Linked DNA regions of Mus musculus: all the other regions are linked to region 2. The links are chromatin loops, found by intact Hi-C in ENCODE. Cell type or tissue: left cerebral cortex. All regions are shown on one strand.

The links. Peaks named below come from ENCODE experiments on the same cell type or tissue, not always from the same donor. Only the 100,000 strongest peaks of a DNase experiment are listed, where the experiment ranks them.
Region 1: a loop joins it to region 2, with 2.2 times the contacts of the local background. A loop is called at or near these places in 6 of 42 quality-filtered maps.
Region 3: it touches region 2 in a loop (2.4-fold over the local background); 13 of 42 quality-filtered maps call a loop at or near these places.

The regions. Positions count from the first base shown.
Region 1 is chr7:81,162,953-81,170,952 of GRCm38, reverse strand. Slc28a1 (solute carrier family 28 (sodium-coupled nucleoside transporter), member 1) reads right to left here. Exons shown (of 18, transcript NM_001004184.3): 13 at 6,514-6,682; 14 at 6,230-6,427; 15 at 2,906-2,987; 16 at 1,891-1,989; 17 at 1,675-1,786; 18 at 537-1,413. The coding sequence ends at 1,341. Among named protein-coding and RNA genes, the nearest start is that of Gm44968, 39 kb to the left of the region's middle. In left cerebral cortex, CTCF peaks have their summits at 3,660 (motif pointing left) and 6,535 (motif pointing right); a DNase peak (open chromatin) is centred at 3,622.
Region 2 is chr7:81,566,908-81,574,907 of GRCm38, reverse strand. It overlaps Fsd2 (fibronectin type III and SPRY domain containing 2), which reads left to right and starts at 7,927. Exons shown (of 13, transcript NM_172904.2): 1 at 7,927-8,000. Whamm (WAS protein homolog associated with actin, golgi membranes and microtubules) reads right to left here and starts at 3,616. Exons shown (of 10, transcript NM_001004185.3): 1 at 2,999-3,616; 2 at 189-362. The coding sequence starts at 3,586. In left cerebral cortex, CTCF peaks have their summits at 3,178, 3,930 (motif pointing right) and 6,428 (motif pointing right); DNase peaks (open chromatin) are centred at 1,294, 3,133 and 3,671; H3K4me3 peaks cover 2,246 bases; H3K27ac peaks cover 1,114 bases.
Region 3 is chr7:81,518,249-81,526,248 of GRCm38, reverse strand. It overlaps 2900076A07Rik (RIKEN cDNA 2900076A07 gene), which reads right to left and starts at 2,699. Exons shown (of 4, transcript NR_160675.1): 1 at 2,573-2,699. In left cerebral cortex, CTCF peaks have their summits at 2,863, 3,062 and 4,266 (motif pointing right); a DNase peak (open chromatin) is centred at 2,791; H3K4me3 peaks cover 1,580 bases; H3K27ac peaks cover 942 bases.

The DNA.
Region 1 (8,000 bases), 400 kb after region 2:
AAGAGGAGAGGAGAGGAGAGGAGAGGAGAGGAGAGGAGAGGAAGAGGAGAGATTCTGAAGAGTGAAAATAAGAGACACATGAAAGCCGACTATGAAGAAAAGACAGCTGGTGACAGTTGAGCCAGGAGAGGCTGAGCTGAGCCAGAGAAGATATTGTTAGGAGACATAAAAGAACAACCCAGGAAGGACCCACAAACAAAGTAGATATAAGACTATAGAGACAAAGAATTACAAACAAAAAGCAACATTTTTTTAAAAAAACTACCATGGTGCACTCAGGAAACAGACAGGAGGAACTTTGTGAGGTCCAGATCAGTCTGGTCTACATAGTTCCAGCCAGGGCTACATAGTAAGACCTTGTCACAAACCAACCAGCAAAAACCAACAAAGAAAGCTCCTGGGCAGGCAGTTGGCTCAGCGGGTAAAGAGCTTCCCCAGAACCCACATAAAGTAGAAGGGGACCAACTCTCGAAAGTTGTTCTCTGGTCTCCACACCTCCCTGATGGCACTCACATACACACTGTACACACAAATAGTAAAGGTTTTAAGTTATACTTTATTTTTAGTTGGGAGGGGCAGAGCATGTGCCACGCACATATGTAGAGGTCAGAGGACAGCATGCAGAGATGGCTTCCCTCTTTCACCTTGGGGGTCCAGGCATCAGAGTCAGTTCATCAAGTTAGCAGCAGATGCCTTTACCCACTGAGATCTCTCAACAGCCCAAACAAGAAGTCCTTATGGCCGCAGTGTGATAGTGCGCACCTGTACTCCTGACACTCAGGGGTGACGGCGGGAGGACAGAGGAATAGGGTGACCTCAGCTACAGAGTAAGGTCAATGCTAGAAGGAGCTACATGAGACCCATCTAGAACATCAACAAACCCACCAAGCTCGCATCAAACTTTACCGAGTCAGAGTGGAGCCTGGGCCACTCTGACATCACACCTAATGAGATGGTGCCCCACAGGACACTGGGGTGGAAAGCACTCTTGGAGACTGGGCGGAAGAAGGTCTCTAGAGACAGCTTCTGGGGGCACCCAGCAAGTCCGGTGCTTGGAAGGGAGCAGGGAGGAGGCTTTGGGCAGGTGCACATGAGGGTCCCAAAGAAAGAGGAATAGAGAGGACCAGAATGTCTGCTCTCAGAGGGCGAGGGGGCCGACTAGACACTGGGAACCCACACTTGGAGAGGTAGGACATGGGGAGCAGCAACGGGACCAGGGTGTGAGGCGTCTGTCATTCACTGCAGCGCCTTTTCCCAGCTGTGGGATGGAAGTCGTGGTGAGTCCCATGGCCTTATCCAGGATGGATGAGCCTTGAGGTTAGGAAGATATTTGGTCCCAGCTACGTGCAGACTGTGTGATTGTAAAATCGACAGCAGTTGTGCAGTGCCTCTTGGCCAAACTCCAAGCTGGTGCTGAAAAGAAAGCAGTACACTATCCAGGCTGCTTCTATAGCAATTAATAGGCTGTGCAGCCCTGGGAAAGTCACTCCACATCTCTAGTCTACCTTTCCTCCCCAGCCTTTGTCTTTAAGCCTTTATTTCTTCCTCTCTTGGTCAAGGCTGCTGCAGCCATGACATTCGTACCCAGGTACCCTGGCTCCTAGTGCCAAAAGCAAGAGGGTACTTGGGTTTTTTGCTCTATGACTCTCACATACAGCCCAGGCAGGCACTCACTTTTGGAAGACTTGGCGACAGCACAGGTAAACCTCAAAGCTGCTGCTGCTGACAGTTTGGTTCAGAAGAGACATGCAGTCCACCTCGACCCCCCGGGGCACATAGAGGATCCCTGTGGAAGGAAACAACCTGGAGAGTTGGCTCAGGAGCCAGCACTGCCTGAGAGGGGGTAGAAAGCAAGGGGTCGGAATTCTGAGGCCGCTGCACAGCACTCACCTGCCACACAGGCGTTTACCAGGGACACGAAGGCCCCTGTGATCAGTGCCCGTAGCACAATCTGGGAGAAGTCACTCCTCCGCTGGGGGACCATGGAGGCTGCCGGGGTGCAAGAGAGCTTAGGGCCAAGGAAGCCACCCACCCCTTTGCCCATTTCCTGAAGCCCTGGCACTGCCCTCCTGGCTTTGCTCTCTGGCCCAGCATCCAATTATGTCCTCTTCACCATCACCCACTGTAGCAGGAGGAAAGATAGAAGTTCTCTCTCTCTCTCTCTCTCATCAGGGTCTCACACAGCCCAAGCTGGCCTTGAACTTCCCCCATGTAGTCAAGAATGACTTTAAATTCCTGATCTTCCTGCTGCTCCCAGATGCTCCAAATGTTGAGATTTCAGGCATGAGCCACTGTGCCCAGTCTACGTGGTACTGGAGATAAAACACAGGACCCTGAGCATGTAGAGCAAGCTCTAGCAACTGAGCTACACCCCAGCCCTTGGAGTGTGTGCTATTGTTTGGTTTGTGACAAGGTCTCATACAGCCCAGCCTTGGCTTTGAGTCAGGATTCTCTGATTTCATTCTTCTGGATGAAGGGGTTGTGGATGTATGTCACTATGCCCAGCTAGGAAGATGAGTCCCCAATGTGGCAAATCAAGGACTAGGTCCAGGCCAAGACCCTTCCTGGCCATCACCTCATTTTTCTCTACCCTGAAAGGCTGCTGTGCCCATGCATGCAGAGCCACGTTCATGAGGGACCTTCCTCTCCCTGGCCGGCTGTGAGAGCATAGTGAGAAGCAGAGGTAAGCCAGAAAACTCACATTTTTTTTGAGTGTGTGTGTGTGTGTGTGTGTGTGTGTGTATGTAGGGAGCGGGGAAGGGAGCAGAAAGGGGCTGCGGTGAGGGTGTCTGTCCTCCATTTACCTGTGACCTCCACCCTTTACTCTGCATATTGTCCCACCAACCCTCCCCACCCTCCCCTGGAGTTCTCCTGTCCCCTGGGAGCTGCCCAGCCCGGGACTCACTCAGACCCCCCAGCATGATGCCAATGGAGCTGAAGTTGGCGAATCCACAGAGGGCATACGTCGTCAGGATCTCTGCTCTGACCTGAAAATGCAGATTACAAGGAGGCCTCCCTCCAGGACATGAAGCATCCCTGGCCTTCATTCACTCAGTTCCTTTATGGCCTTGGTCTTGGAGCCCCTGTGATAGAGCTCTGCTGGCCACATGCTCCCACTCTAAGTCAGCTCGTACTCAGCTACCCCCCACCCCCCACAAGCCTCTCTCTCAGCTGTCCTTCAGCCTGTGTCCTTAAGACACACCTTTTGTTTTGTGTTTTTGAGACAGAACCTCAAGTCGCCCTAGACTGTCCTCGAGCTCATTATATCAAGAATGATCTCGAACTCCTGACCTTCCTGCTTCCACCTCTGAAGTTACAGACAGTAATCTACAGCACTGTGCCCAACTTGTGCAGCGCTGGAAATCGAACCCAGGGCTTCATGTATGCTAGGCCACTCTACCAGCTAAGCTACATCCCCTGTCCAATTACCAGCTTTTTGGGTTCTGATTCAGGCTGGTTCAAGTGTGCCAAAGGCCACCTTTTCTCCCATCTCTGCAGTCTCTTGCTTCTTTCTGGTCTCTGCAAATACCTGTACTTTAGGGGCTGGCGAGAAGGCTCAGTGGTTAAGAGCACTGACTGCTCTTCCAGAGAACCTGAATTCAGCAACCACTGGTGGCTCACAGCCATCTATAATGGGCTCTGATGCCCTCTACTGGAATGTAGGTGTACATGCAGATAGAGCCCTCATACATAAAGTAAACAAGTCTAAACAAAAAAGATACAAACCTCTCCTTATTAGGAGCTTAAAAACAAAACAAACAGCCGGGGCATAGTGGCGCAAGCCTTTAATCCCAGCACTCAGGAGGCAGAGACAGGAGGATTTCTGAGTTTGAAGCCAGCCTGGTCTACAAAGTGAGTTCTAGGACAGCCAGGACTATACAGAGAAACCCTGTCTCGAAAAACAAAAACAAACAAACAAAAATGGAACACTTTGAAGTAATTGCTTGCTACTCATGCCTCACACCATAGATTAAGTAAATTTTAGACCACTGAAGAAAAGACGTATTTTAAACATAAAACCATAGGCTACCATAGGATAATGACTATAGCTTCAAGGTAGTTGTGTCCTACTCATTTGGGGGTTGACTAAATACGCTAAGGCTCACAAAGTCCAGTGGCAGAAGCTCACATAGACAAGGCAGCTGTGCCAGAGGTGGCGGCATCCAGTCCTGTCCAGCTCAGCTCAAGGTCTTACCAGTTCATCTCGTTGTTTCTGGAATTTTTGTTTGTTTGTTTTTGTTTCTGGAATTTGATACTTACACAACCACTTTATAAGATTAGAAAGAAGGGAATGGAAAAGGGAAATCTTTCAGAGAGAAAGGTTTGGTATAAAAATTATTGTTTAAAAAAATTAAATTCTTTCAAACAAAATTAAGAGGAGGGAATAATAGGGGGAAATTACAGAAAGCCATAACAGAAATAATCTAGGCCTGGTGGCCTGGCCTTGAACTCCTAGTTAGATGGAGGTTAGAGGACTATGAACTGAAGGCTTGCCTGGGTAACTTAATGAGACTTTGTCTCAAAGCAAAACTGGAAACATTCTAAAGGTAAGAAAATTTTTCTGGAATTCTTTTCTTTAAACACATTTTCTTTAAATGTGCTTTGATGTTATGCCTGCATGTGCATACATATGAGGATATCAGAGCTCTCGGAACTGGAGTTATAGAGTTCTGAGCTGTCATGTGGGTGCTGGAAATTGAACCTAGGTTCTCTAGAAGAGCAACTAGTGCTTTAAACTGCTGAGCCATCTTTCCAACCCTCTTGGTACTCTCTAAGTAGCCAAGTATGGTCCTGAATTTGTGATCCTCCTGCCTCTGCTAACTGAGGATTGGGCTTAACAATTTGTGCAGTGCTGGGGATCAAACCCAGAGCTCTGTGCATGCCATTCAAACATTCTGCCAAATGGGCTTCATCTTCAGCCCTCAACATGCCTTCAAATACAGACTTCCAGTGCAGCTTTATTTCTGGGGGTAACTGTAGTGAGGCACACTGAGGCGGCACTTAGCCTCTACTATAGCAGTTAGGAAAGTTGCTCCAGGAGGGCTTGGCATGGAGTTGTGCTTAACCACACCTCAGGAAGCTCCTGAAGAAATGACCCAGGAAGCAGGGAAAGTTCTACACTGAGATATTCACTTCAACATCGTCATACACATAGCCAGACAAGGAGTTCAGCTGATGATCCAAGAGCACAATGCTGGAAAATATGGTAGACACTCTAGTTTGGGCCTGTGAGATAGCTCAGCAGGTGAAATGCTGTCATTATGCATGACATTCTAAGGTCAGTCAATTCCTACAAATCACCTTCTGGCTTCCATACGTGTGATATGGGAGAGAGAGAAGAGAGAGAGAGAGAGAGAGAGAGAGAGAGAGAGAGAGAGAGAGAGAGAGAAGAGGGAGGAGGGGAGAGAGGGGAGGGAAGAGTGGGGAGAAGAGGGGGCATACATACACACAGAGAAACACAGGCATATACACACAAATACTCTCTTTCTCTCTCACACACACACACCCACACACTGAAATAACTATTATATATTTTAAAGATAACATGAATTTTGGAGCCAGGCATGGTGGCAAATGCGTTTAAGCCCAGCATTCAGGAGGTAAAGGCTGGCCTAGTCTACAGAGGGAGTTCCAGGCCAGAAAAACCCTGTCTCTTTAAACAAAAACCAAAATCAAAATAAATAACCAAACAAAAAGATAAGTAAATTTCTAATGGTGTATAGCTCAGTGTTTGGTGTGCATGAGGGCCTAGTACAATCTTAAGCATTGAAAATAAAAAGCTCAATAGATACACCCTAATGAGGATGGGGAAAGCTGGCTACAATGTAACATAGATAAGCAACTGTGTAAATTCTGTCTTAGAACAAACAGCTGGCCATGAAGGCTCACTCCTGTAATCCCAGCACTTGGAAGGCAGACGCAGAAGGAGTTCAAGGCCATTCTTCTATATATCTTTGGCCAGCCTGGGCTACATGAATCCATATCCCCAAAACAACACACGAAAAAGAAGAAAACAGATAAAAGCAATCGCTGTTGTCTAAGGATAGCGAGATTATTATAGACATTTAAAAAAAAATTCCTAACATTAGGTTATGACTCTGTATTCTTTCAGAAAGGTTAATTTTATAATTGCATGGCTTACATAATTTTGTTCATGGCAGTGTTTTTAGGATAAATGTTAATAACCCGCTTTCCAAAATAGAGGCAAGAAGCGGATCAGGACACTCACAGAGATCCACTGTTTCTTGTCACCAAGCCACTCCTCAGCCCCTGCCAGGCGTCGCTGCTTGTACTGGGAAAGCTCTTGATAGGCCACAAACTCATTGAGAAACAGCTTGATGCCCAGCAGCTCAGCCACTACTGGACAGTCCTCCCAGGCCACGCCCATCAAGAAGGCCACAGGCCGCAGGACGTAGGAGCAGATGAGCTGAGGATAAAAAGGCAAGAGAACTGGGTGAGATGGAGGGCTCTTCCAGGTATGTCCTGAGACCATCCCTTCCACCACAGCCACACCTGGAAGCTGAGTCCCTGGATGTCCACCATGTCCCCCAGCCAGGAGAGGGCAGCGTTGATGAAGGCCAGTACAGCCAGGAAGGCGATCAGATTGGCAGCAATGTTGGCAACGACCTTCACTGAGATGGCAGCCCCAGCGCTGGCTGCTTCCACGAGGTTCTGGGCATCTCTACCATTGGGATCAACAGGTGTCATTACTAGCATGTCCCTATGATCAGTGAATGTCCCCACCTTATACGGAAAGGGGCTTCAACAGAGGGTTTCAAAACCAAGGAGGTTTTTTTTTTTTTTTTTTTTTTTTTTTCTGAGACAAGGAGATAAATGACTTTAAGAGAGAGGGAGTGTGGGGGGGGGGGTGCTCCTGGCCAAAGAATGAGAAAGCACCCAGGTTTTTAGGCTGTGCTGCAAGATAGAAGTTCAGTGTGTCTCTGGCCACTGGAATCAAGCTGGGTCTAACCAAGGTGTGTTGTAAATGTAGTAAACCCCTCAGAGTTTGAGGGTTTGAGAAGAGGGAGAGGGAGGGGTATGTTAGGTTTGTTTGTTTGTTTTGTTTTGTTTTGTTCTTGTTTTTTTGTTTTTGTTTGTTTGTTTTTTTTGTTGTTGTTTTTTCGAGACAGGGTTTCTCTGTATAGCCCTGGTTGTCCTGGAACTCACTTTGTAGACCAGGCTGGCCTTGAACTCAGAAATCTGCCTGCCTCTGCCTCCCAAGTGCTGGAATTAAAGGTGTGTGCCACCACTGCCTGGCTAGATTTATTTTTTTGAGACATGATCTCTCTATATGTCTTGGTTCCTGATTATCCTGGAACTCATTATGTAGACCAGGCTGGCCTAAAACTCAGAGCTCCACCTGTCTGCCAGATACTGAGATTAAAGACCTGTGCTGCCATGTCTGGACTCTTACTATTTTTATTGATCACATGCTGAAATGGAGATATTTTTGATATATTGGACTAAGCAAAAGATTTTATTGAGAGCATATGTTTCTCTTATTTTTAAAAAATCAGGCCAGAAGCCAGGCATGAGGGCCAGCAGATCTCTGTACGTTTGAGGCCAGCCTGGTCTACACAGTGAGTTCTAAGTCAGCTAGGAAAGACTATGTCTAAAAAAAAAAGATGCTTGCTGCTAAGGATGACAACATAAACCTAATGCTTTGAGCGAGAATGAGCTTCCACGGGAGCTGTTGGGATCAGCTTGCTTTCAAGATGCACTGAGCTCTCAACTGCTACCTTATCTTGAAGGTCAGCCGAGAAACCTGTGTGTTTCTCACCTCTGTGATCAGCACCCCCCTCAGAAAGAAAATGGGGCCCCTGCGTTTGTCCTGCAACCCCCAAACACGTGCCATGTCACACATGCACCACCACCCCTCCACACACACACACAATAAATAAAATGCAGTAAAAAAGATATCTAGGGGGTGGAGAGATGGCTCAGCAGCTAAGAGCACTTGCTGCTTGCAGAGGACCCAGGTTCAGTTCCCAGCCCTGACT
Region 2 (8,000 bases):
TCTCTAAATAGATTAGTAAATAAATAAAAATTACATATGTGTGTATGTATGTATATATATGAATATATATGTAAATATATAAAATCTAAATATAAAGATGAACTCAAAGTGAAAACAGACTGAACCTTATATGTGGCTAAAATAATAATACAAAGAAGGTAGTAAGATAAAAATACCAGGAAACATACCAAAATACCAAGCTTACATGAAGTTGCAACTTCTCGCATGTCTCTAAATGGCTGCAGTAAATACTGGAAGAATGTGGTTGCCATGGTAACTAATTCTTGATAGAGCTCATCTTCCTCTTGATAAACTTTCATTAATGCTACCATGGTATTGGCTTTCCCGTGATCTTGAAGAACCTAGAGGGTAAAATGTAAATAGAGCTTGAATCTGGACATTTAAAAAAATCTTACCAAAAATAAATAAAAGAAACCCAATATTAAATTTAAAATACCAATTTTAAAACAGCAATTTTAAACTGTGTGAACATGAAAGTGTTCTCCAACTAAAGGCCCAATAACACAATAGTTAAATAAGATGGCTGGTCTGTGGAATATTATCACAGTCATTCAACACTGTTTTTATGGCTATTTAATAATAATTCGAGGATAACTATGATAACATCATAATTATCATGATGGCTCAAGCCTATAGTCCCAACACTTGGGAGGCTAAAGCAAAAGCATTACTGTGAGCCCGAGGCTAGCCTGGGCTAAATAGTTCCAGGTCAGCCTGAGCTACAAAGCCAAGGTCCTCCTCAAAGCAAGCAAACATAAAAGACTACACTTCTGTGGATGCGACACACTTAGTACTTCTACCCTCCGTCTCTAAGTCCCCGATGGATAGCGCCATAGTATGAGCTTACTAGAATGTCCCCAAGGGAATGAACTTGAACTTGAGGACAATGTAACTTTCCAGTATACAGAGGTTAAGAATTGGGGGCGGGGTTTAAGAAAATAAGAAATGAACCAATTGTGAGCTGGTCTGGAGGAACAGACCTGTAATTCAGCTACTCTGGGACGATAAAGCGGGAAGGGGATCCGGCCTTCACTACAGACTTCACTCTGGGAAGCTGAAACTGGTTCAATCCTGGAACAGAACCTTCTGAAAAGCACGGTGGACACATCAGGAAAAGAGAAGACCTGTGAGGCTGGACTACACAGGAGGAAAGGAGCGGTGAGGGTGAGACTAAGTCTGCCTGGGCTAGAGTTCGAGGGCAGCCTGGGCAACCTAATCAGAAGCTGCTTGAAAGCAGAACGAGGGAGGGAGATGACTCATCACTTAGAGTGCTTGTCCAACATGCATGCACCAGGCTCAGGTCCAACCCTAGTACTAGTTAAACAGCCAAGTCTGATATAAATGATCAGGCTAAGGACCAAACGCTGGCTGGCCCGAAAAGTCTCCCATAGTTTCCTCATAGTATAAAGTGAAGTCAACACCATGAGGAGTAGGTGTGTGAGTTTATAGAGTAAGGTGATCCCAGCTGAGCCAGGGCTGCTGACAAAAGCCTATACTCCCAGTCCTTCAGAGGTGGAAGCAGGAGAGTCATCAGAGTATGGGGGCATCCTGAGCTACATGGTGAGTTCCAGGACAGCCTGGGCTATATGAGACCCTGTCTCAAAACAAAGATCCCACAAACAGAATCCTTCTAAAAGCCATTTTAGTTTTAAAAGACTCATTCTAGATTTAGCTTAAGATAATATACAACAATCAAGATTTTGCTATATGGTTGAATACACCTCCCCTTCCTCAAAAGAAACACAGCAAAACCACTGCTTAATTAATGATGACTCATGGTTAGCTTCAGTTGTGTACTTGACACCTGGGAAGGGGAAGCACAAGAGCAACTGCCTCCATCAGATTAGCCTGCCTCCATCAGATTAGCCTTTTCTTGCTTGCTAGCAAATGTGGGTACCTGGGGGCAGGTGGTCCCGGGCTAAGAAAGGTAGCCATACAGCCAGTAACCAGCCTTCGTCCATATCTGTGCTCCAGAACCTATCCTGGCTTCCCTTGATGATGGAATGTAACCTGTAAGCCAAATAGGCCCTTTCTGCCCAGAGTCGCTTCTGGTCAGAGTGTTTAGCAGAGCAACAGAAAACACACTGGAACCGTGGCTCAATAAGGAAAAACAGGAAATGTCCGAGGAGTGTCCAGAATGTGGAATGAAGCTCTGAAACTTGGCTCTCTTCGTGAAATTGTTGCTGGGTAAAACTTATACATTCTCCCTAAATCTTCCAGTGAAGTGAAAAGTCCCCACTCTTTAGGGTCTGTTAAGTTTACCACACAAATAATGAATGTGTGTGTCTCAAATTATCTGGTCCAAAAGAGCCTTCTTGTTGTTGCCATTAAAGGCAGATGAGTAAAGCCTCACTCCCCGAGGGCTTTCCATCTGCTTGAAGATAATAATAAAAATCCTTATTGCTTGAAGAAAAAATAATAAAACTATCTTTTAAATGTCATTCATCCTCAGACAGTTTTAGCCATCCCTCATCTTCTCCGGAGAACCCCAAATTGCTTCCACTTAGCTTATGTTTTTATTCCGACGGACATGCCTTGTTTTCAGTTTTACTTTCATATTTCTGGCCTTTCCCATTACAACATCCTGCTCTGCCCAGAACAGGGAAAAGGTGAAGCGCAGAGCCTGGCTCAGAACTGCAAGTAAACTTTTACCTAACCCCAGGACTGGAGAGGCTGAGGCAGAGGAATGTCCTGAGTTCAAAGCCAGCCTGGACCACAGATTGAGACCCTGTTTCAAAAACAAAAACAAACAACCAAAACAACAACAACAACAACAAACCAAGAGAGCCAGGCGGCGCGGAGCCGAACTCTGATAATCCTAGCAGAAAACAAAAACAAAAAAACACAAAACACCACCACCACCGTGTTTCAACTTCAAGGTCCCCACTCTCTCTCAACAGAGGCGCAGGTGCACCAGCGACGCCCGGTGCGCATCACGAGTGTCCCGCGGACCCGCCCTCGGCCCGGGGCCTCATACCTGGTGCAGCCGGGTGGCCGTTTGGCCCAGGCGAGCGCGCAGCGTCCTCTCGCGGAACTCGCTCAGGCCCTCGCAGTCTGCCGAGTCACCCGGGGCCGGGAAGAGCACGTCGCGCACGGTGGCGCCGCCGCATCCTTCGGCCGCCAGGCCCAGGTAGTGCTCCAGCTGCCGGCACAGCTCCTGCAGCGCCGAGTCGCCAGGGTCCGCAGGCGCCGGCCACAGGAGCGGCCACAGGAGGGCCCACAGCCCGCGTCCCAGGCCCCAGCCCGCGCCGCTCGCCGCGTCCAGCTCGGGCGGCAGCGGCGGGAAGCAGGGCTCCAGGGCCGGCCACAGCGCCGCCAGCTGCCGGTGCGCGCCGCGGAACCCGGCGGGCGACAGCACCCCGGCCCAGCTACATCCCCCGTCGCCGGCCTCCCGCCGCTCGCGCCGCCGCCGCTGCGCCGTGCGGTCGTGACAGGTGACGGCGAACTGGCCCTTCGCGGCGTTCCAGGCCACCAGGAAACGCAGCTGATGGCGCTCGGGCTCCGGGAAGAGGTCCTCACGCAGCGGAACCCAGCCATCCAGGCTGTCGGGCTGCTCGCTGTCCATGGCAGCCGCACACCCTTAGACTGCGACAGGCCACGACATTTTCCGGGAGCCGCTACTGTCAGTCAGAGGCGCAGAAGCTCCCGCCCCCTCATTCTGATAGGCTGTGTGAGGGAGGCTGTCTGGAGTTGGTTAAGTGAAAGCCAATGGAAAGTCTTTTCGGGGAGGCGGGACAAAGTCTCCCTTTTACAACACCGGCGAACCTTGAACTCTCTAAGTGAACCAGGCTAGCCTTGAACTCGTAAGAGACCACCCTGCTTCTGTCTCCTGAGTGCTGACATTAAAGGCATACAGCCGCTATGTTCGGCAAAGATTTTATTTTTAAGCCCATGTATACATGGGCAGGACGACATCACACCTTAGTACAGATGCCAGAAGAGGGCGTCATGTCCCCTAGAACTGAATACTCTATGGGGCTGTTAACAGCTTAATGCACTCTCTAAAAATAGTAATTCTTAGCTGCTGAGCCATCTCTCAAGCCCCTATCTTAGTTCTCAACATTACAATGAGAATTTCCCTCAACAGGATCCTATTAAGTATGTGGCTCCTGAAACAAACATACTGGCAAGATCAAACTTCTATTTGAACTCAATATTTACTTACTGAGGGCTCTGGGGTGTCAAAAACTAGATCGCAGACACATTTATTTTTGTCAATATAGTAAACTTACTGAGTATCTGCTGTGTTGTTGGTATATTGAGATGGGGGAGAGGGGGAGTGCCTAAATATTTCTGCTTTCCAAGCCAGTCTATGCCAAGCATCATCCTGACAGCAAGGATTTGAGACCTAGAGAGGGAATTTGTCTACAATATATGTGCACCAAGGCTAAGCAGGATGGCCTCACTACTGAAAGCATGCCGCCGGGGTATTATAACAAGCCAATAGAAAGTGCTGCTGCATTTCCTCACATGAGCCCTAAAGATGCCAGTTCTAAACCTGCAGCCACCTTAGATTCCGAGAACAACAGACAGCCATAAAAACCTTTATGATCTAAGGCAAGGTGAACCTTGAAGAAGAGGTCACACCTGTCCTCAGAAGAAGTGATTATCTATGCTAAAAAGCTGTGCCCTCCAGAGCAAGTAACTATTCCTGGAGATGACAAGACCTGTTGGGAAGGACCTTGAGATGAGGGGCAGCTAAACCACACCTTGGTAAAGAATGCCTGCATATGCATATCTCCTTTTTAAATGCACTTTATTCCTAGGAGAGGATCTTTGTCCATTCTGGCTCCATTGGAGCCTTTCGGCTCAGATGCCAAGCTTTGTCCTTCCTTCAGATTAAAACTGAAATCTTTGTCCTCCTTGTATTTGATCTGTTGGCCTTCACCATCCTAGGCCTTCAGTTTGCTAACCACAGAAGCCTCCATAATCTTATGAGCTAATTCTTCAAAATCAATCTCTCCATTGTGTAAGCATCCTGTTAGTTTATTCCATCTAAAGAACCTTGATGTTAATACAGTGTGTGTGCTTGTGTATGTGTGCTTGTGTGTGTGCTTGTGTGTGTGCTTGTGTGTGTGTGCTTGTGTGTGTGTGTGCTTGTGTGTGTGTGTGCTTGTGTGTGTGTGCTTTGTGTGTGTGCTTGTGTGTGTGTACTTGTGTGTGTGTGCTTGTGTGTATGTGTGTGCTTGTGTGTGTACTTGTGTGTGTGTGTGTGTGTGTGTGTGTGCGCTTGTGTGTGTGTGTGTGTGTACACACTTGTATGTGCTCATGCATGTAGGAAGACATACATGTAGGATGAAATGATATTTTATGTTTTTTCCATGTATAAATATATCATGGGCATGACCACATTAAAGAAAAGTAGTCGTGAGGCCTACATAAAGATATGATAAAGAGCCGGGCATGGTGGTGCACGCCTTTAATTCCAGCACTCGGGAGGCAGAGGCAGGTGGATTTCTGAGTTCGAGGCTAGCCTGGTCTACAAAGTGAGTTCCAGGACAGCCAGGGCTATACAGAGAAACCCTGTCTTGAAAAACCAAAAAAAAAAAAAAAAAAAAAAGGTATGATAAAGACATGCTTAGCATGAACCCCTGGTTTCAATCTCCCAAAACAATAGACATCTACATCATTGTTTTTAATATTTGCAAATATTGAGTTAACTATATCACAATTACCTAATGAATCGCACTTTGATAAAAATAGATTAATTTTTAGTTTCTGCCCATCTAAGCAATACTATATGGGGCTGAAGGTAGATAAGTGGTATAGCTTGCTAAATATACTTCAGGCCTTAGGTGGGTCCCTCCCCAACCCTCCCCATACCCCATCTCTGCCCCACACCAAAAACCAAAGCCACAACAGACCAAAGTGGTGAGCATCCTGTATATCCTTCTTTATGTGTATGGGTTGTTGTTGTTTTGTTTTTGTTTTTAATTTTTGTTTTGTTTGAAATGGAGTCTTTCTATATAACCCTATCTGACCTTGAACTCCAGTGGTCATCCTGCCTCTGTCTCCCAAGTGTCCAGATTACAAGACGGTCCAGATAATTTTTTTCATTTTCTTTCTAATATTTTTGGCTATACTGAAGTGATGATATTTTAAAACAGGCCCAACAGTAAAAAAACAAAATCCCCAGATCAAATGACCACATACAGACTTTCAAAGAAACCATTTTTTTCCCCAGTCCCAAACTCTATACATGACTCAGCAAACTTGTATGTCCAGATGGCTTCTGAACACATGGGGCTTCACACTGGCTACCAATTGCATACTTATGCATATGATAGATTGGGACCTAAATACAGCTTTGCACCATCTTTCTCAAGATGTAGTTATTTATTATATGAGTACACTGTAGCTGTCTTCAGACACACCAGAAGAGGGCATTAGATACCATTACAGATGGTTGTAAGTCACCATGTGGTTGCTGGGATTTGAACTCAGGACGTCTGGAAGAGCAGTCAGTGCTCTTAACCGCTGAGCCATCTCTCCAGCCCACATGTTTCATGTCACAAGAATCCTTTTGCCTGCATCCTGTCCTTTCTCATCACCTAATACTACTCCAAGGAAATTGTTTAGAACCTGATTCACACTTCTTGGGCCTCTCAAATAATTGGGAGATATTTTTAAGACCTGGGGGGGGGGGGAGTTTCCTTCTGGGACAGAGGCTATAGGACAGTTTCTCCGGAGGAAGTTGCCAGGTTGGAGAGAGTAGGCCATACCTTCTCCACACTATGCCCCTTCTACTTTGTGGCCCCTCTACGCCATGCTCCCTTCCAGCCCATGGCCCCTCTATTCCATGCCACCACTACCCTATGCCCAGTGATGGGTCTTCAAAGGGACCCTTAAGAGAGCTAGCTCTGTTTACTGCTGTTGGAGTGATAGCTTTAGAGAGGATGGGCTGTTGTTGTGGAGGTGGGAAGACTCATTGAGGTCACTTGCATCTTAGAGTTTGCAAGGAGCAAAGATGATGCCTACAGAAGAAAGAGACCTCGAGGAGTGTCCTAGTTCACCTTCCAAAACAAGCTCCCTTCACAGAGGAAAAGAACTCACAAGGTCACAATTGGTGATGGAAGGGCAGACACTTTGGGGAGGAATAAAACAGACTTGGGGGCGCGGGGGTGGGTAGGGTGGGATCTGCCGGGTTGTGGGAACTTCGAGAGAGGGCCTTCATAATGGGTTTCTCTAGACATGGGAGACTCAGATCTGAGAATGATATAGGCCCCACTGCCCAGTGACAGCCACTGAAACAGCCAGCTAATCACCTTCTCCACCGCTCTTACAGCCAGCCCACTGCTCCAAGGAGTGTGTGGAGGGAAGCCCTACCTTGCTCCTCCTCCTGAGACAGGCATCCTGCTAAAGAGGACCATGCTAGAGAGGAGAGAAATAGAGATGCCCAGAAAACCTTTGAATCAATCTACAGAACTGGATGCTCAATTGCTGACACTGAGAGACCTAAAACTGTGCCACCTAAGAAGGAACAGAAATCACAGGCTCTGCGGAGTCTTCATTCAGAGAGAGGGGAGCACGTCCCACACTGCAAAGGATGGTGGGAGAGAAAACACATAGCCTTTGCATTGCCTCCAGAACTGTTGGCTCAAAACACTTTGAGAAAACTGAGGGGGAAGACACACAGCCCAGGACTGTTAGCGTCTCCATTCTGGCCCGGCCATGACAGCACCAACCCTTTCCGTTCGCCCAGCCACCTGAGTCTCGGGTCTCAGCCCCCACAGTAAATGAAGTACAGAGCACAGCATGTGACCTCCCCTGGTGACACTTGAGTGTTAAGAAGTGGCAAGGCCGCTGTGGCAGGCCTATATTTGGACTGTCACTCATGGCAGGCCTGTTGCTATTTGTGGTGGACGCTAGCTCATGTTACCATCCAGCTTTGGCACCCTACTTCCCAGGGTGAACTAGGCATGGCCAGCTTGCAGCGCACTCAGAGGTCACCGGGAAGGGGAGCTGGCCAGACAGAAATC
Region 3 (8,000 bases), 49 kb after region 2:
TATTTTTATAACATTTGGATAAAGCCACTTAAAACCAGAGCCTGGTGCATGCTAACTGAACACTCCAGCACTGACCTATATTCCCAGCCTTTGTACCCTTTATTTGGAGACAAGGTCTCTCTCAGTTATCCAGACAGTTCTTTTTCTTTTTCTTTCTTTTAAAGGTTTATTTTATGTATATGAGTACACTGTTGCTATCTTCAGACACACCAGAAGAGGGCGTCAGATCCCATTACAGATGGTTGTGAGCCACCATGTGGTTGCTGGGAATTGAACTCAGGTCCTCTGGAAGAGCAGTCAGTGCTCTTAGCCACTGAGCCATCTCTCTAGCCCCAGACAGCTCTTGAACTGCCATCCTCCTGATATAACTTCAGGAACACTGGACCTCAGGTCTGTATTGTCAGGCTTGGAAGGAAAGCACTTATGCTTACAATATGCTTCCTATGGGAGCCTCTGAAAGCCTTCCGATGTTAAGTAAGGTCAAAATATTTTCCATCAAAACAAGAGAGTGACAAACAGCAGAGTTTAGAATCCACAAAATATGTGGAGACATTGACCACTGTCAAAACTACTGGGGTGTGTGCCCTTTATTCTTATCCTTAAAACATGTTTCAGACCTCATTTTCTTTTCTTGTGTGTGGGGGCGGGGAGGGGGAGGGTTTCTCTGTGTAACCTTGGCTGTCCTGGAACTTGCTCTGTAGACCCAGGTAGCCTTGAACTCACAGAGATCTACCTGCCTCTGTCTCCCAAATGCTGGGATTAAAGGCAGGGGTAGCCATCACTTGGCTAGCTTTCATTTTCTAATAGCTCAAATATTAATAGCCTATAAATGTTCTTTTGAGCTCTCAATAATTTTAAGGGTATCTTGGGAGCAAAGATTTTGAAATTTGTTTACAGGTAGTACTTAGGGATCCCCCACAGTGAACACCTAACTGAATGGTTCCTTATTATTAAGGTCTTTTGTCATTGATGCTGATAATGTTTCTGTGTTTGCTAATATACAGTTACCTTTTTGGACCTCTTAGGCTCCCTTCCTTGACAGGTTTCCACTGTCCTACATGTTTCCACTGTAGTATAAGAAAGATAATAGCAATAACTCAGGGTCCACTTGAGCTGGCAGCATTAATGCAGGGCAAACCTAAAGCTACACAAGCACCAGATGTCATATTACCTACAAACAGACAGACAGACAGACAGACAGACAGAGAGAGACTGATTACAGTGAACTTTACAGCATCTCTCCTCGACTTGTAGGCAACTTACAAATTCTTTATAGTGAATTTCCCATAAAGAGGCTAGGGTAAAGTTCTACAGGTTGCCAGCACAAAGCCATAGTGAGCGCACAAATAAGTATTCCGCTACAAGCTTTCTAGGGGGAGCTCAGATCTTGCTTAAGACCCCCAGGGTTTTCTATGCAATAACAGGCAATAGGTAAGGAAGATTCCCATGTTTGCCTTCTGTTGCTACACAGTACACCGGGAACGGCAGACACGGCAAACTCATCTCCATCGAGAGCAGCACTTCTCAACCTTCCCAATGCTGTGACTTTAATACCCTCATGTTGTGGTGACCCCAACATACAATTATTTTTGTTGCTACTTCATAACTGTAATTTTGCTACTGTTTTGAATTGTAATGTAATGTCTGTATTTCCAGTGGTCTTAGGTGACCCCTTAGGTGAAAGGGTCATTTGATCCCAAAGGGGTTGTGACCCACGGTTGTGACCCACTGATCTACAGGGTCAAACATGTTGATGGCTGACGAATGACTTTCCTTTGGTGGACTCACACCTTATCTAAGCTTTATATATATGTATGTTCGTGTCTTTGTGAGTGAATGACATATGTGTGTGGTGCTCAAGGAGGCCAGAATAGTGTGTTGGACTCCTTGGGTCCTGAGGTACAAGTGATTTGATATAGGTGCTGGGAACCAAACTCAGAGCCTCTGGAAGTGCCACAAATGCTCTTAACTACTAAGCCATCAGGCTAGTATCTAAGTGCACCTCACTACTGTCTTCACTCCTTCAATTTTCCAACCTCCTACCCATCCACGCACACCATCAGAAAGCAATATAAAAACTCCTTTGTACAAGAATTCTATGGGATTTTAGAATCTGTCCTCAACAAACCATGCAACTTTCCACCGCCTCCTTGCTGCCCTTTTCTAACATTAAATGCCTTTGCTGACACATTCAAGAAACTTAAAAATCACCCACTGCGTGTGCATGTGCTCACGGGCGCTAAAATTACTGCAACAGGTGATTCCTCCCTCAGGCAAGAGTCATCGATTCGGAATGCCTGGATTTACAGAGCCAATATTCAACAGCTCTGTGCATGTGAATATGTGTTTGTATGTGTGCATGTATGTACGTACGTATGTGTGTGTGCTTAATTTAACTTCAGTCTGTGTGACCGCGTATTTCTCCTTCCATATCTACCCACCATTCCGTGGGCTAGCAACCCTCTTTGAAAAAGATGGAGAAAAAACAAACACAGAGAAGGAAGATCGATAGCCGGGCAGCTTACCCATCTCTTCTCCCATTCCTGGGACGCCTGCCACGTCAGCCACTTACCTGGACACCATAGTCACCCGCCGCACAAGGTGGCCAAATACTGGGTCAACTTGGCGAGACAAAAGCCGCTAGCATCAGGTGTCAGGCTCTCGGTCATAATTTCTCCCTCCTTCCGGTGGAAAATGAGTCCACTTCCGGCTTCTTAGCCGTAGGGAGGAAGTTCCACGTCAGGCACCGCGCGGCGCGGCTGGGCTTGGCTCTTCCCAGTGCGCATGCTCAGAGCGAGTCCTCTGCTGCTTAGCGTCTAGCTGCGTGGCGTCTGGATCGTGGGAGACTCGGGGGCCGGCTTGTAGCTCCTGGGTGGGTGTGGAGAGCTGCCGCATTGTTTTGAGTATGCTATTCTCTGCTCCCCTGGCAGGCGGCATCCTGGGGACTGAAGTACGCCGTCCCGCCCCTGCGACACTCCTCTGCGTTCTTGTGCTACCCAGCCCTGGCTGTTAAGCTTCTCAGTGTTCTTCATTCTTGCCACCCTGCTTATAGAGAGCAAAGCGTGCACTGCACCTCAGTAACCTTTACTCAGTCGCTCTCTTGACTCCCCCTGGTTGCAAGCCCATGCATATTCATCCAGGAAAGGACCAAGAGCTTCCTAGCCTTGATCATGGGTCTAGGAAGATAAGTAAAATCACTTTTGGATAAATTTCCTGAGGATAGACCTCAAATGTTGAGAGACTAAAACAAAAGACATTTGACATTTGCGCCTTGGTAGAGGTAGGCTTCCTCTGTCATTTTGAATATGATATCTTTGCCTTACTTAGTTTCTGGTGATCGCTAAAAATCCTGTGTGTGCTTTGACTTGAGGCAGCATGGCCCTACTCTGTTGTCAAACTTTGTTCTCCTTATTTCTGCTTATTGCTGTGTTTTACAAGGACATCCATCCTGTTGGATTAAAAAGCCCAGCTTATTCCAGTTCACATTGTGAGGCTGCAGAAAAGACTTAAGATTTCAGGGGCGGCAATTACTGAGCACCCTAGTAAGCTGCCAGAGTTCTCCAGGAATGTGCAAACCAAATGCTAAAGTAAACTAAAAGTAAGCAGGTTTAGAACAATGAGTTCAGAGTTCATTTGGATGCTGCGAGTTTGAGGTCAGAATTTGAAGCAAAAAGAACAAAATAAGAAACATAGGTGTAATGAAAGGACCTTACATGCAGTCCAAACATACAAGGCTTTTGGATTTAATATACAAAATCAGGAGCAAAAATGTTACCTTGTTTATCAGCTTGAGCCAAATCTACTTCATTTCTCTTACTCATTTAAGATGTAACTTTTCTGGGCATGGTAGCACACTACTTTAATACCAGCCTTCAGGGTTCAACACCAGACTGGTCTACGTGGAGAGTTCCAAGCCAGCCAGAGCTATACAGTGAGAAGCAGAAAGGAGAAGGAGGAGGAAGGAAGGAAGGACGGACAGAGAGCCAGGGCTACAGAGTGAGACCATTACACTCACTTTCTAGGCTTGGCCTGTGCTTTTCTCACCCTGGCATAGGTACACACGGGCATAGGCACACACTGGGCATAGGCACACACTGGGCACAGGCACACACTGGCTCCTTTGCCTGGTACAGGGCATCAAGTTGCACATACTTTACTTGCCTGATTTGCTGTCATGGATGCTGTATTTTATTTATTTATTTATTTATTTATTTATTTATTTATTTATTGTATATGAGTATGAGTACATGGTAGCTGTCTTCAGACACACCAGAAGAGGGCATCAGAGCCCATTACAGAGCAGTCAGTGCTCTTAACCACTGAGCCATCTCTCCACCCCAACGAACACTGTATTTTAACATAAGAAAGCGCTCAGATCATTTACCAGCACCAGTGTCTTAATAGCTAAACCCAGCAAAGATAGCTCAAGAGAAAACTCGGAGTTAAACTCACCAAAAGACAAAGCTCTTGACAGATCACTAAGCCTACCGAGTAGTCTATCCAGATAGACTTAAAAAAAAGAAAGGTTTCCCCAGAAGTGTTTAACGTTTAAAAACCTATCACTGCAATTCATTGTGTTAATAATTTAGGAGTTTAATACTACACAATTATCTGAAAGGTTAACATTTAAAAATCCAGTTTCTATTTAGCGAAATGAGAATAGATAGTAATTTAATGAAAAGCTTTTAGCAGAAGCCTACTGTAAACATGAAACTTAATAGCTATTGTCACAGGGAACAGTAACATGTGAAAATCCATTTTCACTTCTAATATTCAACAGGATGGTAGGTTTTCTACCCAGAGCGATACAAAAAGGGCAGAATCATTAGGAAAGAAATAAAAATATAATTTTCATTTGATTCTCTTTCTAAAAAGATTATAGTGTTAAACTATTAAAAGGTTTAGCAAAGGTTAATTGTTTGTAGGTTCATGGGCTCAAAGGTTAATTGTTAAAGCTTGTGATCTACCAGTAACAAAGTGTGAGAAAGTAGAGCCCCTCAGGTCGGTGAGATGGCAGGTGGCAAGTGTCTTAACTTATTAAACCATCTCTCTGACCCCAGGTGACATTTATGCTGTTGATGCCTCAAAAGAAGTGGCTGGGGAGTTAATATTTTCTGCTATCATTTGTGACATTATTCTCCACTGATGAAATGAAATCAAATTAAAGTATAAAGGCAGGTTTATTGGGGTCAGCTGTTGGGGGAGTTCACTGACCACACAGGAGAGGACCAGTGAATTCACTAATGGTGAGGGAGACAGGGGGGAGAGGAAAGAGAAAGAGAGAAAGAGCAAGCAGAGAGAGAGTGAGAGGCCAAACTGTCTAGATATATAAGGAAGAGCTTCAGGGGGAGGGGCAGCCCAGCCCCTGGGCTAGAAAGTTCAGGGCAGAGGGCAGGGTATGCCAGACCTACGCTGCAACCGGTAGGGACTGAGGGATGCTGGGAGAACCTGGAGGCTAGGTCTACTTATGCACCTCAGCTGCTTGTCCTGGGTCTGAATCCCAAGAATGTGATCATTTGAGTTTTTTCCTCTTTCTTAGCCCTGGTTGTCCTGGAATTCCCTGTGTAAATCAGACGGGCCTGGACCTCATAGAGATCTTCCTGCATCCGTCTCCTGAGTGCTGGGGTCAAAGATGTGTTTCACCACACCCAGCTCATATAACATGTTTAGTTTTTGTAATGGTTTTGCTTCCTCTTTTGTTGTTTCTCTAATGTCTTTTTTGTTTACTTCTATTTAAAAATTTTTATTACATTTATTTATGTATTTGTTGGGAAGGGGGCTCAAGTGTCTGGAAGTCAGAGGACAATTTACAGGAGTCAGTTCTCTTGTTCCACCATGGCAGTCCTGGGGACCAAGTTCCTGTTGTCAGGCTTGGCCACATGTACCTTTAACCACCAAAGTCATCTCACAAGGACTATGCTTGTCTGCTTGGTTGATTGGTTGGTTGACTTATTTGAGACAGGGTTTCACTGTGATTCTCACTCAGTCTGGCCTTAACCTTCTGGTTCTTCTGTGCTAGGATTACTGATCTATGCCTCCACACTCAGCTAATACTTCTTAGTAAGAGTCTAAGATGGTTACCTTTCTTCTGGGATCTGTTACATTACCCTGCTGTTTTTAGTTGCGAATTTGCTTCCAAATACAACCTCATTTATGTTCTTATTTTAATGCATTGTTGTTGTCTGTTCCATTGCTCTTTAGGTTGTAATTAGATTTTGTTTGTTTGTTTGTTTTAGAGACAGGGTTTCTTTGTGTAGCCCTGGCTGTCCTGGAACTAGCTCTGTAGACCAGGCTGGCCTTGAACTTAGAAATCTGCTTGCCTCTGCCTCCCAAGTGCTGGGATTAAAGGCATGTGCCACCACTGCCTGGTTCATAATTAAATAAAAAAAAATTAGAGCACATTGAACTTCACAGAAGGGCGGGAGAGGCACAGAGACTCTGCTCCGTGCACGTCACTTTCATGCTAGCATACCACTACCCATAGGACCACTCTTTCTGCATTCTGTGGGTTTTGATAACTATACAACAACCTGTATCAGAGCTTACAGAGTATTTTCATTGCTTAAGATACCTTTGTGCTATGCCCAGTTTCCCTGACTTTTCCCCAAACCATGACATCTTCACCCTTTGAATAGCTTTGTTTTTCAGAATGTTACAACCATACAGCATTGTAACCTTTTTATAGAGTCTTCTTTTACTTTGTAGCATGTGTTTGTTTCCTGGTTTTAAGGAAATCCTGGTTGCTTCTAAGCTTTCACACTTACAAAGCTACTATAAACAACTGTGGTGGTTCAATAAGAATGATCCTCATAGACTCATGTATTTGAATGCTTGGTCCCAATTCGTAGAACTCTTCAGGAAGGATTAGGAGGTGTGGTCTTGTTGAAGGAAGTGTATCACTGGGGGTGGGCTTTGAGGCTTTAAAAGCCCACACCATTCCCAGTTAGCTCTCTCTGTCTCTTGCTTGTGAATCAGATGTAAGCTGTCAGCACTGCATCTGTTTGTCTTCTGCCTTGCTCCCTGCCATGGTGGACATGAACTGTAGTACCCTCTGGAACTGTGAGCCCCAATTAAATGCCTTGATCCTTATGGCTTATCACAGCAGTAATAAAAGTAACTAAGATTACATTCATTTTCAAGATTTTGTGCAGACAAATTTGGGTCAATACTAAGGAAGACAATTGTTGGGCCAGGTGATATTTTCTGACTTGGATAATGTTGCATTCTTACCAGCAGTGAATGAGATGTCCTGTTGATTCAAATGCTCACCAACATTTGGAGTTGTGCTCCAGGTTGGGCATTCCAGTGAGTGTGCAGCCACCTCCTGTTGTTGTTCAGTTTGCATTTCTCTGATGGATGATGTGACCATCTCTTCATGTGTTTATTTATCGTAAACATGTCTTTCCAGGTGATGTCTCTGTTAAGGTCTCTGGTCTGGGGTTTTTTTTTTCCATTTCTTTTTTTTTAAATAATTATTTATTTTATGAACATGAGTACACTGTGGCTGTCTTTAGACATACCAGAAGAGGGCATCAGATCCCATTACAGAGGTTATGAGCCACCAAGTGATTGCTGGGAATTGAACTCAGGACCTGTGGAAGAATAGTCAGTGCTCTTGACAGCTGAGCCATCTCTCCAGCCCTTTTTTTTTTCCTTATTTTATGTGCATTGGTGTTTTTTCTGCATGTGTGTCTGTGTGCAGGTGATGGATCTCTAGGAACTAGAGTTACAGACAGTTGTGAGCTGCCATGTGGATGCTGGGGATTGAACCAGGGTCCTTTGGAAGAGCAGTCAGTGCTCTTAGCTACTGAGCCATCTCTGTAGCCTCCCCTCCCAACCCATTTTATTTTTAATTGAATTCTCATCACCAGGTTTTAATATCTCTTTGCCTACTTTGGGTAACACTCATTCATCAAATGTGTCTTTTCAAACATTTTCCCCAGCTTGTAATTTGCCTTTAAATTCGGTTGAAAATTTTTTCTGATCAAAAACATTTATTT